Linked DNA regions of Homo sapiens: region 2 is linked to region 1. Evidence: read pairs that join two places in POLR2A ChIA-PET (ENCODE). Cell type or tissue: OCI-LY7. All regions are shown on one strand. Links, peaks and the distances in the headings refer to the core of each region. The heading gives the core; the rest is flanking DNA.

What was found. Peaks named below come from ENCODE experiments on the same cell type or tissue, not always from the same donor. Only the 100,000 strongest peaks of a DNase experiment are listed, where the experiment ranks them.
Region 2: POLR2A ChIA-PET joins it to region 1 with 10 read pairs; 2 of 35 experiments call an interaction of 5 or more read pairs at or near these places.

The regions. Positions count from the first base shown.
Region 1 is chr10:26,404,506-26,414,773 of GRCh38, reverse strand. No RefSeq gene overlaps it. Among named protein-coding and RNA genes, the nearest start is that of APBB1IP, 29 kb to the left of the region's middle. In OCI-LY7, for the core only: no CTCF peak of the experiment used is centred there; a DNase peak (open chromatin) is centred at 5,563; H3K4me3 peaks cover 489 bases.
Region 2 is chr10:26,318,460-26,328,727 of GRCh38, reverse strand. No RefSeq gene overlaps it. Among named protein-coding and RNA genes, the nearest start is that of GAD2, 110 kb to the right of the region's middle. In OCI-LY7, for the core only: no CTCF peak of the experiment used is centred there; no DNase peak of the experiment used is centred there.

The sequences.
Region 1 (10,268 bases), core at 1,117-9,116:
CGTCAGCCATTGTGCCCAGCCAGAAATACACTTTATTTATTTATTTAGAGATGGAGTCTCGCTGTGTTGCCCAGGCTGGAGTGCAATGGTGCGATCTTGGCTCACTGCAACCTCCATCTCCCAGGTTCAAGTGATTCTCCTGCCTCAGTCTCCCAGGTAGCTGGGATTACAGGCGCCTGCCACCATGCCCAGCTAATTTTGTATTTTCAGTAGAGATGGGGTTTTACCATGTTAGTCAGGCTGGCCTCTAACTCCTGACCTCAGGTGATCCACCTACCTCGTCTTCTCAAAGTGCTGGAATTACTGGTGTGAGCCACCACACCTGGCCCAGACATACACTTTAAATGAGAAACTTTTCTCTTGTTTACGTTAGTCTAGAATTCCCTTCTACCCTCTAACCTTTAGTCTATTTCTCTGCCTTCCTCTCCTCTCTCCCTACCTTCTCTCCTTCCTCCCACCCTCTCCTTCTTCATTCCCTCCCATCTTTGCCAAGATTAAAGAAGGAATCTGGTCAAAGTGGAAAACTCCATATGAAAAAATGAATTTCAAGCACAGAAAAATATGTGGTAGTAGATATTTTCAATGTTAACCATAAATGATATTAGAAGGTGTTGGTGTAATTGAATGACCAAGCAGATCCTACAAAAGCTACCTCAGCTACTTCTAATTTGGTTTGCTTTATTCAGTTTTATATCCTACAACTTCAGGTAAAAGTATAAAATAATTCATTACTAAAAATTTAACTTTTTAGCTAGACCCATATAGAAATATTTCTCCACTTTTTAATTGTAATTTGTTCTCAATGAAACCATATTGTTGTTCTCTCCTGGAGCCACATTTACAATTAGTCAATGAGATTATATTTAGTAAAATCCTCGTTTCTGTCAACAGTTCTCCATCATTTCAGCTTTCATTTTTTTAAAACCCCAACTGATTCTAAGTTATTTCTGTTATACTTTCAAAAGGGATCTTAATCAAATTTTTTCAGACTATCTTTCATGGTGATATAATTCTCTTTCATTTGAATCTTATGAAGTTAATCCCAGCAAACCTCCTTGGTCTTAGCACCTCTAAGTGCCTTGATTTCAGCTCTCAGTGTCTTTTCTTCATTATTCTAGACACACAGGAGAAACACGTCATGCTGGGGCTTTCCACGTCATGTTGGGGCTTGGGGACTGTGAATGGCATTTTCCAGCCCACTGGCTTCAGTTTGCCATGCAACTATATTTACCAGCTGTGAGGGTGTGGGGGACACTGGCATCCTCCAAGGGCATCCAGATGAGCATCAGGGTATGAGTCTACCTGACTCAGAACTCTGATCCCTGCAGACTTGGCCAAAAGGCTGGGAAATCCATGCCAACTTCCCTTTCTGCTCCTCTTCTCTCAAAGGCTCTCCTCCCATCCCAAGCTTTGATTGGAGGCTGAACGTATAGGTGGGAAAAATGAATTCTGCTCAATTGCATATATTTCAAATCCATTGTCTTCTTCCTTAACACAGAATCTTGGATAATGTGTCCAGCTAGCAGGTCTGTATCCCAGCCTCCCTTGTAGCTACTTGCAACCATGTCAATAAATTTTGGCCCAAAGAGAGATAAGTGAAAGTATTATTTGGAACTTTCAGGAAGTGCCCTTGAAGTGTGCCTTTTTTCATATCCTCTTTCCCGCTGGTTGGAATGCAAGCCCAATTATTGCCCTCTTGGACCATGAGATGACCTTGAATTTAGAAGCTTTGGACATCAGAGCAGCAAAGTGGAAGATGCCTGGGCATTTGAAGGCTCTGTGGAATAGCCTCATTAGCCCTGGACTAGCTACTTGTAGATTGTTTGTATGTGAGGGAATCAACCCTTGTGTGATTAAATCTCTAATTTTAAGATCTCTGTTACACACAAACACGACTGCTATCTAATATACCCAGGGAACTTCATTTTTTAAGCTTAAGGGACAAGAATTTTCTAATCTTGATTATATATACTTGCAGATAACTTGTATCTGACACCTGGATCTTGACTTTTGAATCTTACAAGCTAAGATCTTGGGTCCCCAGATTTACTGGGACAGCCCTGCTGTGTTATCTTTCCCTGGATGTCCACAAGAAATCTTCAGGAAAGATCTATGTCACTTGTCAAGGTGTTTGGGTGGCAGAGTATGTTTCTTTTGAATTGTACTGGAAGCAACCATGAAGCAAGGAAAAGCAGCTCCTATATATGCAAGTTAACAGAGTCTTTGCACAGTGAAGCTGCGAGTCTCATGTACTTGGCTTGTTATTCATTGCATCTATATGTTTAGATCTGTGCTAAAGGATCTTGACTGACATCTTGAAAGTAAATGTTCTCTCTTCTTTGGCAAGTGAACTTAATGATTCTAGTTTGTAGCTAAAAAGTCATTATCTTTAAAGAGCCATTCTTGTCAAATGTGGGTAAATGATGAAATAAATGTGATATTATAGCCTCTTGGTATGTGATGCTTTCTATCTAAGCAGAACTCAACAACATGTGTTACTATAACATTCAGTTGAAGTAATTTATCACGTAAACTGAAAGGAAAGTCACTAAATAGAATAAGGTATAACCTACATTAGAGTGTTACATTGTTATTTGCACATTATTTTATTGTCTGAGACTAGGTCTTGCTCTGTCACCCACAGCACTGCACTGGAATGTAGTGGTGCAAATATAGCTCACTGCAGCCTCCACCTCCTGGGCTCAAGCGATCTTCCCACTTCACCCTTCCAAGTAGCTGGGACCACAGATACACACCACCATGCCCAGCCAATCTTTAAATTTTTTTGTAGAGATGGAGTCTCACCTTGTTGCTCAGGCTTGTCTCAAACTCCTGGGCTCAAGTGATCCTCCTTGCTCGGTCTCCCAAAGTGCTGGGATTATAGGTGTAAGCCACCGTACCTGACCTATTTACACTTTTAGTATATGGTAACTACAAAGATTAGCTGAGATAACACATCTATATAAAACACTTAGTAGGTACCCAAATACTTGCTAAATAATGACACCCCAAAATACAGTCTACTCTTTCCAGAGGGAAGATCCTTTTATTTACAAAACGATATTTTCAATCCTTAATTCTGTAACACTTCCTTTATGCCAATCTTTCACTTTCTCCTGGGAATCCTGGTTGCTCTTGCTCAGTGGTCACAACAATCCAGAGATGAGAGCTAATGGGGAGCCACAAAGAGTGGAGTTTCAGCAGCTCCTTCTGCAGTGACATCCTGGTGATAACAAGCATGTATGGCCACTACAGAGTCCCCTGTGGTATAGCTTTGAGTGAGTTTACTTTCACTGACTGCTAAGAAAGAAATTTACAGTTTAAAAAATGTTTAGTAGGGTTTTAATTTAAACTTTAGTAGAGACAATACATAATTTCCATCTATTTCTTTCTTTTTTAAAAAAATTTTAAACAGGCTGGGCATGGTGGCTCATGCCTGTAATCCCAGCACTTTGGGAGGCCAAGGCAGGGGCATCAGCTGAGTTTAGGGATTTGAGACCAGCCTGGCCAACATGGTGGAACCCTGTCTCTACTAAAAATACAAAAATAGCCAGGCATGGTGGCGGGTACCTGTAATCCCAGCTAACCAGGAGGTTGAGGCAGGAGAATTATTTGAACCCAGAAGGTGGGAATCACTTGAACCCAGGAGGTGGAGGTTACAGTGAGCCCAGATTGTGCCACTGCACTCCAGCCTGGGTGATGGAGTAAGACAAAAAATAATAATAATAATAATAAATTTTAAATTGACAAAAGTTGTACATGTTTATGACATACAACATGATGTTTTGAAATATGTTTACATTATTAAATGGCTAAATTGAGCTAATTATCATATGTCTTACCTCACGTGCTTATTTTTATGTGCAGTGAGATCACTTAAAATTTACGCTGTTAGTGATTTTCAAGTATACACTACATTTTGTTTTTCTTTTTTGAGACAGGATCTTGCTCTGCCACCCAGGCTGGAGTACAGTGGCACACTCATGGCTCACTGCAGCCTCAAACTCCTGGGCTCAAGCTGTCCTCCCACCCAGCCTCCCTAGTAGCCGGGACGACAGGTGCATGCCACCACACCTGGCTAATTTACATTGTTGTTAGCTGTAGTCATCATGTTGTACAATAGCACTCCCGTCTGACGTTTTGTACCTTTTGACCAGCATGTCTCCAGCCTTTCACCCTCTTTATCGCTTTTACTTTGTCTTTCTAGTGATGCCTGGGCCAGGGCCAAGTGAGTCTCCCTGTCTCCTTACCCAGGGGCCACTTCAGTTATCAGTCATTCTTCACTGCCCTTGTTTGCTGTTTAGCTCATCTGTCTGTATTCTGAGGCATTCATCCTCATTACACATTTATCATTTTGTGGAGGTGATAGCAGTAGGTCCCAGTCGAGTGGTTATACAGTGGTGCTTCTTGCTTCTGTCTCCTAGGGTTACCCCTGAAATCTTTCACACACTTTTACAGCCAATTAGAGCCACTAACCTACTGTAGTTGACTTCTTTTTCAGGAAAAGCAGGTAAAACTCAATAGAGAGGAACACAAAGTTCATAGGGACCACCATGGGGACAGCCTTGGTCTTTTTATGTACCATTTTCAAAGAGGCCTCATAATTTTTACACATTCTTGACAAATACAAATTACATTTTTTTTACTTGTATTTATTTTATTGTATTTTTTGGGGGATGGAGTCTTGCTCTGTCACCCAGGCTGGAGTGCAGTGGTGTGATCTCAGCTCACTGCAACCTCTATCTCCTGGGTTCAAGCAATTCTCCTGCGTTGGCCTCTTGAGTAGCTGGGATTACAGGGGCCAACTACCACCCTTGGCTAATTTTTGGTATCTTTTTTAGTACAGATGAGGTTTCACTATGTTGACTAGGCTGGTCTTGAACACCTGACCTCAAGCAATCTGCCTGCCTTGGCCTCCCAAAGTGCTGGGATTACAGGTGTGAGCCACCGTGCCTAGCCACGAATTACAATTTTAATCAAAATAGATGTGCACTGACACAGACTAAGGGCTAAAATGTCAGATTGAATTAATTCTTCATATTAAAGGAATTATGATTAGGATCTTTAACCAGTGAATTGTTGAGTTTTTCACTGCTAATAAATAATACCCCTTTCTTTCTATCTTGAATTCTAAGCTGAATTAAGAATAGTAGGAATCAGACAGATGGAGATAAAAACAGCAGCTCTGTAATTAGCAAATTTGAATTGTAGAATTCAGTTTGACTTGGGGAAAAAACATCTTTCTAATGTTTCCTACGGAGTTGGACTCACCTGGTACCAGGCTGAGCAGCTGCTGGCTACACATTAGAATGATCTTGGGATCTTCAAAAAATACCAGATACTCAGAGCCCCACCTCCCGACCAGCTGAATCATAATCTCAGGGGTGGAGAAGGAGTTTGGGGATCTGTATTTTTGGAAAGCACCCCAGATGATTCTCAGCAAGTATTGAGAACCTCCGAGGCTGAGGACCATGGAGCTTGATCATTACAAAGGCAGACCTGTTTCCTCAGGGTGGAGAGGAAAGGGCAGAACACAGCTGACCTCAGGGCAAGCCCACCTGAGAATGGGAAAGAGGATGTTGGGTGAGCTAATGCCCCCAGTGAAAGATGAGTGAGGAAGTGAATCTGTGGTTTCATGTCTTTTGTCAATTTCAGAACGAATTCTGAGCTTTTATTATTTTTGTAAAAATTTATTTATTTATTTATTTATTTATTTATTTATTTATTTAAGCTGGAGTCTCACTCTGTCACCCAGGCTGGAGGGCAGTGATGTGGTCTCGGCTCACTGCAGGCTCTACCTCCCAGGTTCAGGTGATTCTCCTGCCTCAGCCTCCCAAGTAGCTGGGATCACAGGCACACACCACCTTGCCCGGCTAATTTTTGTATTTTTAGTAAAGACAGAGTTTCACAATTTTGGCCAAGCTGGTCTCAAACTCCTGGCCTCAAGTGATCTGCCCACTTCAGCCTCTCAGAGTGCTCAGATTATAGCTGTGAGCCCCCATGCCCGGCCAAATTCTGAGCTTTTAGTTCATCAGAAATCACTCTTGTCCTGCTCCCTCACTCCTCTCTTTCTGGGATCCAGATTGCATGTATATTAAAAGTTTTTACTGTGTCAAATGTGTCTCTGGCTCTTTTCTATAGTTTTAAATTCTTTTTTACCTTCCTATGCTTTGATCTTCTGATCTACCTCTTCACTCATCCTTTCAGCTCTGTAATCTACTGTTAAACCCAATTGATTTTGTTCATAATTCCAGTTCTATAATTCATTTAAAAACTTAGGTCCATTTTAATAGAGGGTATAGAAATTCATAACTCAAACAATTCATAAAAGCTATTACATACATACTATAAGTTGCACCAAGAGTGCAATAATATAAATCCCGTGGTCTGCAGATAAGAGATACTGCACAAACTGTTAAGATTGACTTTTATATTTTCCCCTCCTTTCTCTTGTCTTTTTTAAAGATCAGTTTCCAGTTCTCTACTGAGTTTCTTCATCATGCCATCTCATTTCTTGAACATATTAATCATAATTATTTTAAAACCTGTGTCTGATGCCCCCGATATCTGTAATTTCCTGTGGGTCTGTTTAATGCTCATAATTTTGGGGGGCATGTGGTCTTATTTATGGTATGAGAGGTAATTGATTGAATGGTGGGCATTGCAAAAAAAAAAAAAAAACAGCTGTAGATATCATTAGAGCCTTTAGATGATGTCATAGTCCTTTGAGTTCTGATTTATTTCTAACCCACTCCCGGATGCAGTCCTTTAGGAATCTTGGGGGGGTCCCACTGAAAAAGCTGAAATATCCCTTTAAATCTCTCTTGTTTGCTGGGTTCTCACTTTAATTTGGTCTCCCATCTCAGTAAGAGTGTCAGTTCCTCAGTTTCTGACCTAATTGCAGTTTGTTAATCAGCAAATCCCTCAAGAGGAATAATTGCTTGAATATGGAATTCTATACATCCCTTCTTTCTGCAATCTTGCATTCTCAAGTGCTTGTTACTTTTGTACCTTCTCTGTGCCTTCTATGTCTGTAAGAGGTTTCAAAAATATTTTGTTTGCTTTCTACTAGTTGTCAAGGGAAGGGTTGCTAGTGAGCCATTACTAAAAACATCAATTAGAATGTTTGACTTGCAAGGACCTTTGATGATGACTAACTGATCATGGGATCCCTTTAGACTCTATTCCTCCAGGCCTGGGCCCTCTGCTCTCTTCAGTCTGTCTTCTCATGCGTGACTCACTGTGGACAGGCACACAGAGGGAAGATGTAAAGGGAGCATGGAAGGCAGCTAAGCTTGGCCTCCAGGCTCCTGCCTTCCACATATTCAGCTGGCGCAATAGCCCAACATTAAGAAATTTTAAAACATCAGGAAAATGAATGAAAAGAAAGTAGGATGATGGAAAGGGATAGTTGAAATTAATAAAAATAAATATTTTTCAGAAAATGTAAATTACAACAAATACTTGTTTCTTAATTTACTTTCAGTTAATAATTTATTCTTTTTAGAGACAGAGTCTTGCTATGTTGCATAGGCTGGAATGGAGTGGCTACTCACAGATGTGATTATAACACACTACAGGCTCTAACTCCCGGGCTCAAGTGATCCTCCTGCCTCAGACTCCCAAGTAGCTGGGACAACAGGCTTTTACTTTTTTAAAAAGCAACCAAAACCCTCAAACAAATAAAAATAAAACCTTGACAATCCTGATTAAGGAAAAAAAGAGACAAAAGAGAATAATATTTGAAATGAGATTTGGAAGAAATTAAGTAAGTACATAAGAATATAATAAATAATTCCATAAAATACTTCTGGAAATTGAAAGAAAATGGATTACCAATATATTAACTCTTAAAATTACTCCATGAGGGTGCAGAAAACATTAAAAGGTTATTTGCCATGGATGATACTGGAAATGCTGACTTCTATATTTAACAAAAAGGTTCAGACTCAAATGCTGTTATAACTGAATTAACTCAAACTTCTAAAAAATAGGCTATTCCTATGTTAATCCACCCTAATCCATAGAAATCATGGAGATGTCTCTAATGCAGTTCACCTTAGAATAATTTCAATATCAAACTCTGAAAAGATAGTATAAAAGATACAAGAAGTACAAATGAATTTCTATTTTGTCTAGATATAAAATAATAAAATATTGAAAATCAAATCTAGCTGTATATTGAAAGAAGACTGTATCATGCTCAGAAGAATTCATCCCAGCAATGCATGGATGGTTTAGTGTTAGAAGACCTAGTAACATAATTCCGTATATCAATGCAGGAAAAGACAAGTACGTGTTTTTAGCTCCAAATCTCATAAATTCATTTAATAAAACACAGCTGTCATTCCTAGCATAAATTTTATAAATTTTTAGTAATGTAGGAATGGAAATACATTGCTTAAACATAATAAAATAAAATCACAAAACCCAATTGACAAATGATACTAAATTGTGTAATGCTGCAGCCATTTTAAATTTAAGAATAAGACAGATATGCCCACTCCTAGTGCAACTAGTCAATATTGTTCTTGAAGTTATAACACAGTAATCATTATAGTTAATATAATAATAAATATAAAATACACAAAAACAGTAACTCAATAGTTAGTATGAATGTGAAAGAGGCAAAATTATACATGCAAATAGTATAAGCAGTAAACTTAAGAAACATCTAGAATTAATAACATTATTTGGTGAGGTAGCTGGATGTAAGGTAACTATTCAAAGCCCGGTAGTTTTTTCCTTCTGGTAATAAACAGCTACAAATAGACTTGAAAATAGAATACATTTTTTTTTTTCATAATTGTATCCAAAAAGTTAACAAAAAAGGCACAGGACCTTTATTTAAAAAAAACTATAATACCTTCTTGATAAATAATAAGGAACAAGTGAAACGGGCTAGATGGGAAGACATGGTATCATAAATAGGTCAATACTTCAAAATTACTAAAATTCCAATTAGAATGTAACTTTTTGGTAATAAACTGGATAAAAATAATTACAAAATTAGTACTGAAGCATAGATATCCAAAATAATCTAAGAACATAATGAAAAAAGGAAAAATACTAGTAAGTAAAAACCTGGCTTATCAGTTATTAAAGCTTGCCTAAGATTTTAATTGGTGACAGAAATAAAGTGGTTAGTGGAAGAGTCTAAAGAATCCAGAAACAGATCTAAATATATATGATACTTTAACCCATGGCAAAAATGGTGTTATAGTTTGAATGTGTCTCCCAAAGATTCCTGTGTTGGAAACTTAATCCCCCTGCCCTCATGTAGAGATTAATGCTGCTGTCACAGTAGTGGGTTCATTATTGCAGGAGTGGCTTTCGTATGAAAGCGAGCACTCTCTGACTCTCTTGCTTCTGCCCTCTTGCCATGTGACACTCTCTGCTCTGCTATGATGCAGCAGGAAAGTCCTCACCAGGTATCTGAGCCATGCTCTTAAACTTCCCAGTCTCCAGAAACATGATGAAATAAATTTTCCTAGAAAATCAGTCTATGGTCTTCTGTTACAGCAATAGAAAACAGACTTAAGATAGAAGGCATTTTCACTCTATCTATACATTAGATAAATAGATAGATAGATAGATGATAGATGAATATAGGTAGATGTATATATTTAAATATATATCAAATTAATATAACATTATATATATATCTGGGGAGATAAATGATAAGAAACTCAAAGCTAGAGCCCTTTCTCATACTATATACAAAAATAACAAATATTTAATATCAGAAAACAACAAATGATTAGAATAAAAATTTGGAGAGCAAATTTTCAATGGTGAAATGCTCCCAAACAAACCAGTAAACTCAGTAATCAGAAAGATATATTTGTTTTGTTACATAAATACTTTTAAAAATTCATGGCAAACACATGAACAAACAGTAAATAAAAATACTAAGAAATGGGAAATATATTTTCAACAGATATGACAGACAAAACTATTAATATTCACAATAGAAATAATTTCTCTAAATCAGTAAGAGAAAACACATAAGAAAAAGGGCAAAAGTGATTCATAGAAGATACAATGTAAATATCCAATAAACATATAAAAAGACACTCAAACTTTCTAGAAGTCAAGTAAGTAAAATTAAACCAGGAGAATAATTTTTTTTTTTTTTTTTTTTTTTTACTTTAAGTTCTGGGATACAAGTGCAGAACATGCAGGCTTGTTACATAGGTATACGTGTGCCATGGTGGTTTGCTGCACCTATCAACCTGTCATCTAAGTGTTAAGCCCCACATGCTTGA
Region 2 (10,268 bases), core at 688-8,687, 86 kb after region 1:
GCCTGAACTTTTCAGGTGAGTGTGTTAAGTGTTTGGATACAGGCTGTTTCGTAGGTAAAGCTGATAAAATTGCTGACATACTGGGTGAGTTGGTGAGGAAGAGAGAGCAAATTAGCCATTGCTTGATAACATTTCAGTGAAATGTATACCAGCCAATATGACAATTAAATCAAACATTTACATTTTAAGCTCTTGCCTATCCCCATTGGAAAAGAAAGTTTCTATTTCTAATGGAAGGAATTTCAGGAATCAGCAAGAAAAGGAGTAAAACTTTGGGGTTGGGTTGGGGAGGAGCAGAAACTCCCTGAGATAATTCCACACACTTACAAGACCTATTGGGGAATCAACTGGACTGACTTCTTTTGGGATGGTCTTGGTGGCTGTGGAGGGAGGGAACAGGGGTAGGTGACGTGTGGGTATGGGTAGAAGAGGAAGGAGGCAAGTATCAGAAGGGCTGGTGCACAGGCAGCCCTTCGGTATCCTCTACCACTGAATTAGGCATGTATCCAGCCATGGCTATGTGAGACCTGGTGGCCGTGAGCAGTTTCCTGCATGGGGTCTTCCATGGGTTCTCCCTGGACAAGGAGCCCTTCTGGCCAAGGCCTTGCTGAAGGCTCCCTCCCTCCAGTTGCTTCCCTGCCTCTTGCTTCCTTGCCTGAATACACACTGGCCATCTGCCCTTCCAGGCCTCTCTCCTGTCCTTCCAAGCTTCACAGATTGTATCATCTGCTTTCTTGCAAGTCTGCATAATTTAGTCAGTATTTAAAAATGTTCTATACTATAACCTCACTGACAACTGCAAGAAATGGCCTGGGAGGTTGTGGCACGGGATACTAGTTTAGATGCCGCCACTCACTGGCTTGGCGACATTGTTTGTCTCCCTGTGCCTCAGTTTCTGCATATATCAATAATGGAGTTGAATGAGATGATGTCCTCTAGCTCCTTTGTTTGGAATCCCTAACAATATGTCAACTTGGAACACATATCTCAGAAATAAGTGGTTTGTTAGAAAGCTTCCTATTTGTGAGTACTGTGTGATGTTACTATAACTCTTTTTAGTAAATTTGACTTATTTTGATAGCTATTTTCCTTAGTCTTAGTCTCCATTGACCATGGTTCATGATTTTCCAATTTAAAAGCCTAAGTGTAAAAATGGGAGAAAAATCACAGAAGAGGTTTGGAAAAAAGGGTTTTGAAAGCAAGTTTATTTAAAGGAAGAATAAACACTTGGATTTTCATTGTTTAAGGGAGAACAATTCTGAAAATAACTATTCTTGTGCCATTTCTTTTTGTGTGTGTGTCAGCCAACAGGAGGTAAATATCATGTGCCATTTCTTAACTGTTTAGCACATAGATCGAATAAACCAGAGATCAATTAAACCTATAGACAGTATTTTAAAAAAAAAACTCTTGTCTGGAAAGTCTGGTAAATCAAGTTTATCCTAAAACTGCCTCCGTATATATTTTAAGTTCAGCCTAAAGATTTCTCCGTACATTGTGAACTATGATCTAAATGGAGTTATAAACAGACTGTAATCTATTCTGTGCTAATCACCAAGTTTTGGCCAATCAAAAGTGGCTAACTGTTCAAACTTTGTTCAAATAAGGCAAACGCTGAGCTGTAACCAATCCGGCTGTGTCTGTAACTCACTTCCATTTTCTGTACATCACTTCCCTTTTTCTGTCCATAAATATTCTTCCACCATATGTCTCTGCTGGAGTCTCTGAGCCTTCTCTGGCTCAGGAGGCTGCCTGATTTGCAAATTGTTCTTTGCTGAATTAAACTGCTTTAAATTTAATTCAGCTAAAGTTTTTCTTTTAGCAAGTCCTTTTTATTTTTTAAGAAAAAACCCAGCATATTTATATTCATCAAATAGATGCTACCAAATGAGAAACAATTTGTACAATGTTTTTTATTTAGCCAACAAGACATCTTTTCTCTTGTTTTATCTTTAGGATGATGTTTATCCCAATCTTCAAATTATATCCTATCTCTTTATAAATTACTCTGTTCAGAACATGTTAAAAATACACTTGATTTCATGACAGCACATTAAAGAAGAAGCCTGCAATCTGGGTTTTCTTACTTAAGAGGTAAACAGTATAGTTTTGAAAATTATATTGAATAAAATATATTTTGGAATTTCTTGTCACCATCTGGAACACTTTTATAAGGAAACTCAGTAAAACACAGAAATGAATATATATACAGATATATTTATATATTGAATATTTATATACATATTTGAATATATATATATATACACACATATATGAATATATATAGTGGTTTCCACTTTCCCAAAAGAAATAGTAGCTGGGAGCATGCTTTTGCTGAGTTCCTATTCTAGACTTGACACATCATCATGAGTAAGTGACATTGTTGTCCACTCTCAGGTGCCTTCCACTCAGTTTTGATGTCTGTCATCCATGTCTCTTAACTTTTCTTTCATTCTTTTATCTTTTATCCTTCAAGGCCACTGGTTGGTTCTTCATTCCCACTTTGCTCTTTAATTTATTCTGGCGAATGCATTCCTGCAACTATGATATTTTTCATGCCCTGTGTCACCAGTTGATCTCCCTTCTGTAACTTTTTCTTCTTGCCTCATGTTTTCAATACCTGTCTTTATCTCTTTGAGGATAGTTCTAGGCTTATGTTTAAGTCTTAGTCTGCCTGGGGTATTGATTTTTCATTTTCTAATATAGATTGTCCCATTTAATGTTTTTTTTTCCTAGTGCCCATGCTCCCCAGTGTCTCATTAATTTTTCTTAGGAGTTTTAAAGTCAAAACTAGCCACCTTGGTTTGTCAAGGGTTCCATGACCTGGGATCTCCTAGACTTACTCTTTTATATTAAATGAATGATAAACAGATACTTACATGAATAAGATATATGAATTAACTTTTAAAAAGCAATAAAATAAGGTCAAGGAAGTGTTGGTGATGATTTGGGAGGTGGGGGCAATCCCTGCACAGAGTTCAAATCTGTATCAATTTGTACTCTGCTTATCTGAGTACAAATTGATACAGGTTTTCTGTGGGGAAATTTGGCCATGTGTACTAAAAACTTTAAAGATGCACCCACTCTTTGATTAAAAATGTCTTCTTTGGCTAGGAGTGGTGCCTCCCATCTGTAATCCCAGCACTTTGGGATGCCAAGGTGGGAGGATCACTTGAGCCCAGGAGTTCAAGACCAGCCTGGGCAACATAGGGAGATTCCCCATCTCTATAAATAATTTAAAAATTAGGCCGGGTGCAGTGGCTCATGCCTGTAATCCCACAACTTTGGGAGGCCGAGGCAGGTGGATCACCTGAGGTCAGCAGTTCGAGACCAGCCTGGCTGGCCAACAAGGTGAAACCCTGTTTCTACCAAAAATACAAAAGTAGCCAGACTTAGTGGTGGGCGCCTGTAATCCCAGCTACTTGGCAGGTGAGGCAGGAGAATCATTTGACCTGGGAGGCAGAGGTTGCAGTGAGAGGAGATCACACCATTGCACTCCAGCTGAGCAACAAGAAACTCTGTTCCAAAAAAAAAAAATTGCTAGGCATGGTGGCATGCATCTGTGGTTGCAGATACTCAGGAGGCTGAGGTGGGAGGATCACTTGAGCCTGGGAGGTTGAGGCTGCAGTGAGCTGTGTTAGCGCCACTGAACTCCAGCCTGGGTGGCAGAGTGAGACTCTGTCTCCAAAAAAAAAAAAAAAAAAAAAAAAAATCTGCTTCAAGAGTTCACATTAAAAAAGTAATTAGTCCAGTGTGTGAATGTGTGCAGGCAAGGATATTCATTGTAGTATTCGTTTTCATAGAGAAAGATTGCCCAGATGAATTTCAGAAGGGAATAGAGGAATCTGATTCATTGATTCTTCAATGAGCTCCCTCTCCTCTGTGTGTCCTTGGCCATTAAAATATATATATATATATATATGGTGGCTTTGAGAATGAAGGAGGTCTTTCTCTCTGAACTTGAGCTCCTTTGTAGTTTCAAATCAAAACTTATCCCAGGATCAAAAGTTCTAAACCTGTGATTCTATGACCCTCTGAGGTCTATGACTCAGCTTCTAGGACTCTGTGAAGTAGGCACAGGATACCTGTCTTCATTTTATTACCGATGTTTTGAAAATCATAAAATGAAACAAAACCAAAAACTTGCTTTCATCTCAGCTACATGAAGAAAATTAATATTTGGTGCATTGAAATATTTTGTTTATATCCTTTCTCTTAGAGAGGGCCTCATAGCACTAATGTCAATCTCAAAGGGGTTCATGATTCAAAAACATCAGGAATTCATGCCATAGACCATCATGGCATGTCTAGTACTTACTGAATTCATATATTACCAATTTAGCTATCTCTAGTGGAGACCCTTCAGGGCAATGTTAACATAACTTTTGATGTGGAAAATTAAAAAAATCTCTCAACAAATTGCTATGTTTGATCAGATTCGTTTACATTTTTGCTAATTGTATTCTTGTCATATTTTTTCTGTCTGTCTGGATTTGTCACTCAGTTTTAAAAAAACGCTTACTTTCTCCCTTTCTTTCAAATGTGATGATCGGCAGATTTTATATCCATAGTTGTATGATCTGGACACCCTAGGGTTGAGGTGAATTCTGAGCCTAAGATTTATTTACATATTTTCCAGTTTTCCACCTGCACTATATCCAAGCAAACCTTTCAGTTTCCCATATTTAATATACTTAGTGATTAAGACATTTTCAAATAAGTTGGTATAAATACTCCTTTGGTTCCAACAACTCAAAAGGCACTCATTTTTGCCAGCAATCAATATTTCTAATCCGATGGGTCCATATGTGCATTCAGAGTTCTCTTAGGTGTACTTTTTCTTTTTTTTTTTCTTTTCTTTTTTTTTTTTTTTTTTGAGATGGAGTCTTGCTCTGTCACCCAGGCTGGAGTGCAGTGCTGTGATCTCTGTTCATGGCAACCTCTGCCTCCTGGGTTCAAAGGATTCTCCTGCCTTGGCATCCCAAGTAGGTGGGATTACAGGCATGTGCACCACACCCAGCTGATTTTTGTACTTTTAGTAGAGATGGAGTTTCACCATGTTGGCCAGGCTGCTTTTGAACTCCTGACCTCAAGTGATCTGCCCAGCTGGGCCTCCCAAAGTGCTGAGATTACAGGTGTGAGCCACCATGTCCAGTCTCCCTTAGGTATTCTTGAAATACAACATAGCCAAGCTGTGTTTACTCAAACCTCTTTATTTTTCTTGTTGCTTCCTTTCCATTTAACATTTCTCCACAGAATCAAAGGGCAGTAGCTAGAGAGGCACGAATGAAGCAATGTAAGTACTTGAAGATCTGCTGAGTCATGAAAAGACTAAAAGATCACATTGTACCTCCCTTGTCTGGAATTCATTCCAAGCTTGTGCATTATAGGAACACATCTTTTCCAGTCATTGCTCTCCCACCTGTGGAGATCTTACCGTCTACCTGACATATATATTTTAGTTTGTCTTTGAGAATGCATCTCGTTTCTTCAAAATCAGATTTACATTTTACTTAAAGAGGCTAAGGAAGAATTCAATTTAATTCAGAATAGTAAAATAATAATTGAAACATGTTTGATGGGATCACTTCAGGAATGGGGCTGGATACTTGTAGGACTATATTCCCAGGCTTAAGTTGGAATCTCCAATTAACTTACAGTTAGTTCTTGCAGTCATTATACGAAAAAGATACTTGCACACACATGTTTCTAGCAGCACAATTCACAATTGCAAAAATGTAGAACCAGCCCAAATGCCCATCAGTCAACTAGTGGTAAAGAAACTGTGATATATATATATATATGCACACACACACACACACACACACACACACACACACACACACACACACACAATGGAATGCTACTCAGCCATAAAAAGGAATGAATTAATGGCATTCACAGCAACCTGGATGGAATTAGAGACTATCATTCTAAGTGAAGTAACTCAGGAATGGAAAACCAATCATCATGTGTTCTCACTCATAAGCAGGGGCTAAGCTATGAGGATGCAAAGGCATAAGAATGATACAATGGGCTGTGGGAACTCAGGAAGAAATGGTGGGAAGGGTGTAAGGGTTAAAAGTCTACAAATCAGGTTCAGTGTACACTGCTCGGGGGATGGGTGCACCAAAATCTCACAAATCACCACTAAAGGACTTAATCATGTAACCAAATACCACCTGTTCCCCAAAAACCTATGAAAATAAAAAATAAAAAACAAAATACCTTACAGTTAGTTCTTGGAAGTAATCTAGTTACTGAAAGGCAGGATATTATCCCTGTTAATTGCCTTGAAATAATGATGACTGTGATCTTATTGAGTTTTATAGGTGAGAAGACAATTATTTTCCAATTTTTAATGTCTCTATATGTCTGATGGTGGGTGGAGAGAATGGAAGAATTTGTGGGGAGTAAATGTCTTGTCAATAGAGTGACTAAACCCTTTCACTGCATGTTTAGTAGATGCCTATTAACAAGACATTGGCTTCTTCCTTAGGGACTAATTACTCTCGTTCTCTTCATCTCCTTGTGTGTCCTCATCACAAGAAGCCCCAGACTCCCAGACCACCCCTCACCACACAGACTCTTACTCCCATAAGGCTTTGTGCACACTCCAGCCCCATCCATCTTCTACTCCTGAAGCCTTTCCACTGGGCAGTCTTCACCTAAATTCCCCACATCCCCAGTGTCTTTTCTGAAAATGCACTTCTTCTTGCATTAATTCAAACCTGGCTTTTCCTCGGCACTCTGCTTCTCTGAAATCTATGCAGCTGGTTGCTGGCTAGTTTTCACTCTCACAGACCTGGAACCAGCAGGTTTGAAAGTAGGGTTACTCTCCTGGGCCCCTTCTGTTTCTAATTCCATCCTCCTCCTCTCCAATTCCCTGCAGACCCCTGTCTTTGAATCTCATGCCATTGGACCATGCAACCCACTGCCCTTCCTTTCTGCAGGCATCTATAGGCACTTTCAGATACTTACTCACTTTTCGTCGATTGTAACATCTGATTCATTGTCATCCCAACGCAACTCCTGCTTTATTCTTGGTGATTTCAATAGCCACACGACTGGTTCTTCAGAAACCTACACTGAGGTTGTAGCTATGTGAGGTATCAGCCTTATGGGGGAAGAGTCTCTGTTCAGCAGGCATGGAGCTTGGTCTCCTTTCTCCCAGGAAGCCATGAAACCAAAGCTCAGATCCACAAAGTTTGGCAAATAAACTCAAGGTGAAAACTGGCTTAGTGCTAGGCTTATTTCTCTGGATTTCTGCCTTCATGAAGCTCCTAACCTGGAGTATTTTTTATTTATTGCCAGATCATTGATGTTTTTAAGAATATGTTTAAATATATTATCTAACAATTTTAGCTGGTTTCAACCAAAAGGAAGGTAAGGGAATCTAGTCCACAATATTACCAAAAAGGTTTCATTATATCTGTGATGATTTTTTAAAAACTGGCAAAATGTTTTATCATTTCATAACATGGGTTTACATCGATGATACAAACATTTTTCAAAAGACTTTTTTTTTTTTTTTTTTTGAGACAGAGTTTCGCTCTTGTTGCCCAGGCTAGAGTGCAATGGCACGATCTCGGCTCACTGCAACCTCTGCCTCCTGGGTTCAAGCGGTTCTCCTACCTCAGCCTCCTGAGTAGCTGAGATTACAGGCATGTGCCACAATGCCCGGCTAATTTTTTGTATTTTCAGTGGAGACAGGGTTTCTCCATGTTGGTCAGGATGGTCTCGAACTCCTGACCTCAGATGATCCACCTGCCTTGGCCTCCCAGAGTGCTGGGATTATAGGCGTGAGCCACTGCACCTGGCCCAGAGGCCTTTTTTGGCAGGAGGGCTTGCTATGTTGCCCATGCTGGCCTTGAACTCCTGGGCTCAAGCAGTCTCCTGTGTCAGCCTCCTGAGTCGTTGGGACTACAGTCATGTGTCACTCAAAGATCTTTTTTTTTTTTTTTAATTACAGATTAAAAAAATTTTTCAATAGCTTTTGGGATACAAGTAGTTTTGGGTTACATAGATGAATTATAAAGTGGTGAGATTTTAGTGCACACATCACCAGGGTAGTATATATTGTACCCTGTATGTAGTTTTTTATCCCATACCCCCATCCCATTCTCTGTGATGATTTTTTTTTAACCTCCTGTTTTTTTCTGTTGTATTTTCTTGGACCTCTTGGCTTGATTGTATAATTTTCTCTAATTTTCTCTTGCATTTTCCATCTTATTGTCTATTTTTTCCTACTTTTAGAGATTTCCTCAACTTTTTATTTTTATCTATTGCTTTATTTTTAAATTTCAGCAACCATAATTATTTCCATATTAGTTTTTGTATCTTATAAACGAAATATAGTCTTGACACTCTCTAGTACAATGACTTCTTAAATTGCCTTAATGACACTCATTAGAGTTTTGTGTGTTCTTTCTCACTCCTGAATTATCTGCTTCTTCTGGGATCTGTTCTGTTAGTTCATCACACACAATCCCTGCACTTTTGGTGTTTCTTGGTTGAGTTGGTGCTCCTTTTTATTTGTCAGTTTTGTTCACACAGCCATACAAAAGCTTAGGTCAATCTAGTAGCAGGTATGGGTTTCACTTGCAGTTGGGATAAATGTTATCTCTGAAGAGCTCTCCCATAAATGGGAGGCTGAGTGACGGTTCTGCGGGTGGGATGTATCGAGTGCACATCTACCATGACCAAATGACCACAGCTCTATACAGGGTGGTCATAGGTTGTTTAATTTCTTTAAAGGCTATACTGTCCATTTTTGCTTGGGCCTGGGCTGCTTTAGAGAGTCACTGGGCAGGTGTTTGCGGGGCAGTGAGGGGCAAGGGCCACCTGCACAGCTGCACAGGTGTTTGGGTGACATGCACTCAATTAATTACCCAGATTGCTGATCCCTCCTCACTTCTGGTCCCCATAACCTGCCAGGTCAGAGTTTAGATCTTGCTGAACTTCTGCTAGGAAGACAGTCTCCTTCCTCTGCTCCACCTTCTCCCAGGCCAGTTCACACCGCTATTTTCTCTACGCGGTTTCAGTGTCTCTGTTTTTCTTCTTTCAGAAACACGTACGTTCTGGTTCATTGACAATACCCTTCCCTTGTTCTTAAGACTGTTGTGGGTTAATTCCTCAACTTTTCTCTACCTTCAATGGAATCTGGCCGAGAGGGAGCAGAAAAAACTTGTTTTCTGTCCACTTTCTCCTACTAGAACTTGAACAAGAAAGTTTTTTTGCCAGTTTAGAAAAGGAATACTATGATTTTCTCTGTCTTCTTCGTGTCTTCCCTGTTTGGTGTAGGGTGTGGTGTTGCTGGTTAAATGCATACCCATAGGCTGAGGAATAAGGGGAGGAGTGCATGATGGAATGGAGGCGGCAAGGTCATTCTCTGGAGAGCAAAGACTCCTAGAACACTGGACCCGTGGCACGTCCATGTCTGCCATTGCCACCCTGGTCCAAGATGCTGTCATGCTCCTCTGGACCATGGTCATAGCCTCCCAGAGGGCACTGCTTCTACTCTGAACCCTCTCCAATCACTTCTCCATACTTTCATTATTTCTTTGATGGTTTTTTTAAAAATTGACAAAATGTTTTATCATTTTATAACATGGGTTTACATTTATGATACAAATTACATTGATGATATCCTTTCAATATGCAAATCCACACTCTATTCTCATTTCTTTTAAGACAAAGACACAACCCCTTAGAAAGCTCTCCAAAGCCCTGCAGGTCCTGTGCTCGCCCTGTCTCCATCTCCACCTTGGCACAAATTCCCCCTTGCTGTCTACTCCTTTATGAGGCCTGATGGCCAGGGGCCAAGCTCTGCTGTGGCAGCCAGGAGATAGCAATGAACACGATAGGCAGGACTATTGGTTCATTAATGATTAGACACCTACAAAACTCAAACATTGTAAATCACTTTTGCTAGAGTGGCTTCTATCCCCCACAGGTGTTTACATACACAGTTCCCATTCCGGGAACACGTTTTCCCCATTATACCTGAGTTACTCTTATCCTTCTCTCTTAAGTTATCAGGAAAGTAACGTCTTTATCATAGGCTCTTGTAAGGTCACATAGCAAGCACTCTTTTCCTTCCTTCTTTCCTTCCTTCCTTCCTCCTTCCTCCCTGCCTTCCTCCTTCCCTCCCTTTCTCCCTCTTTCTCTCCTTCCTCCCTCCTTCCCTCCCTCCCTCCCTTCCTTCCTTTATTTTATTTTTAATTGACACATAATAATTTTGCAAACTTATGGAGTGCAGTATGATG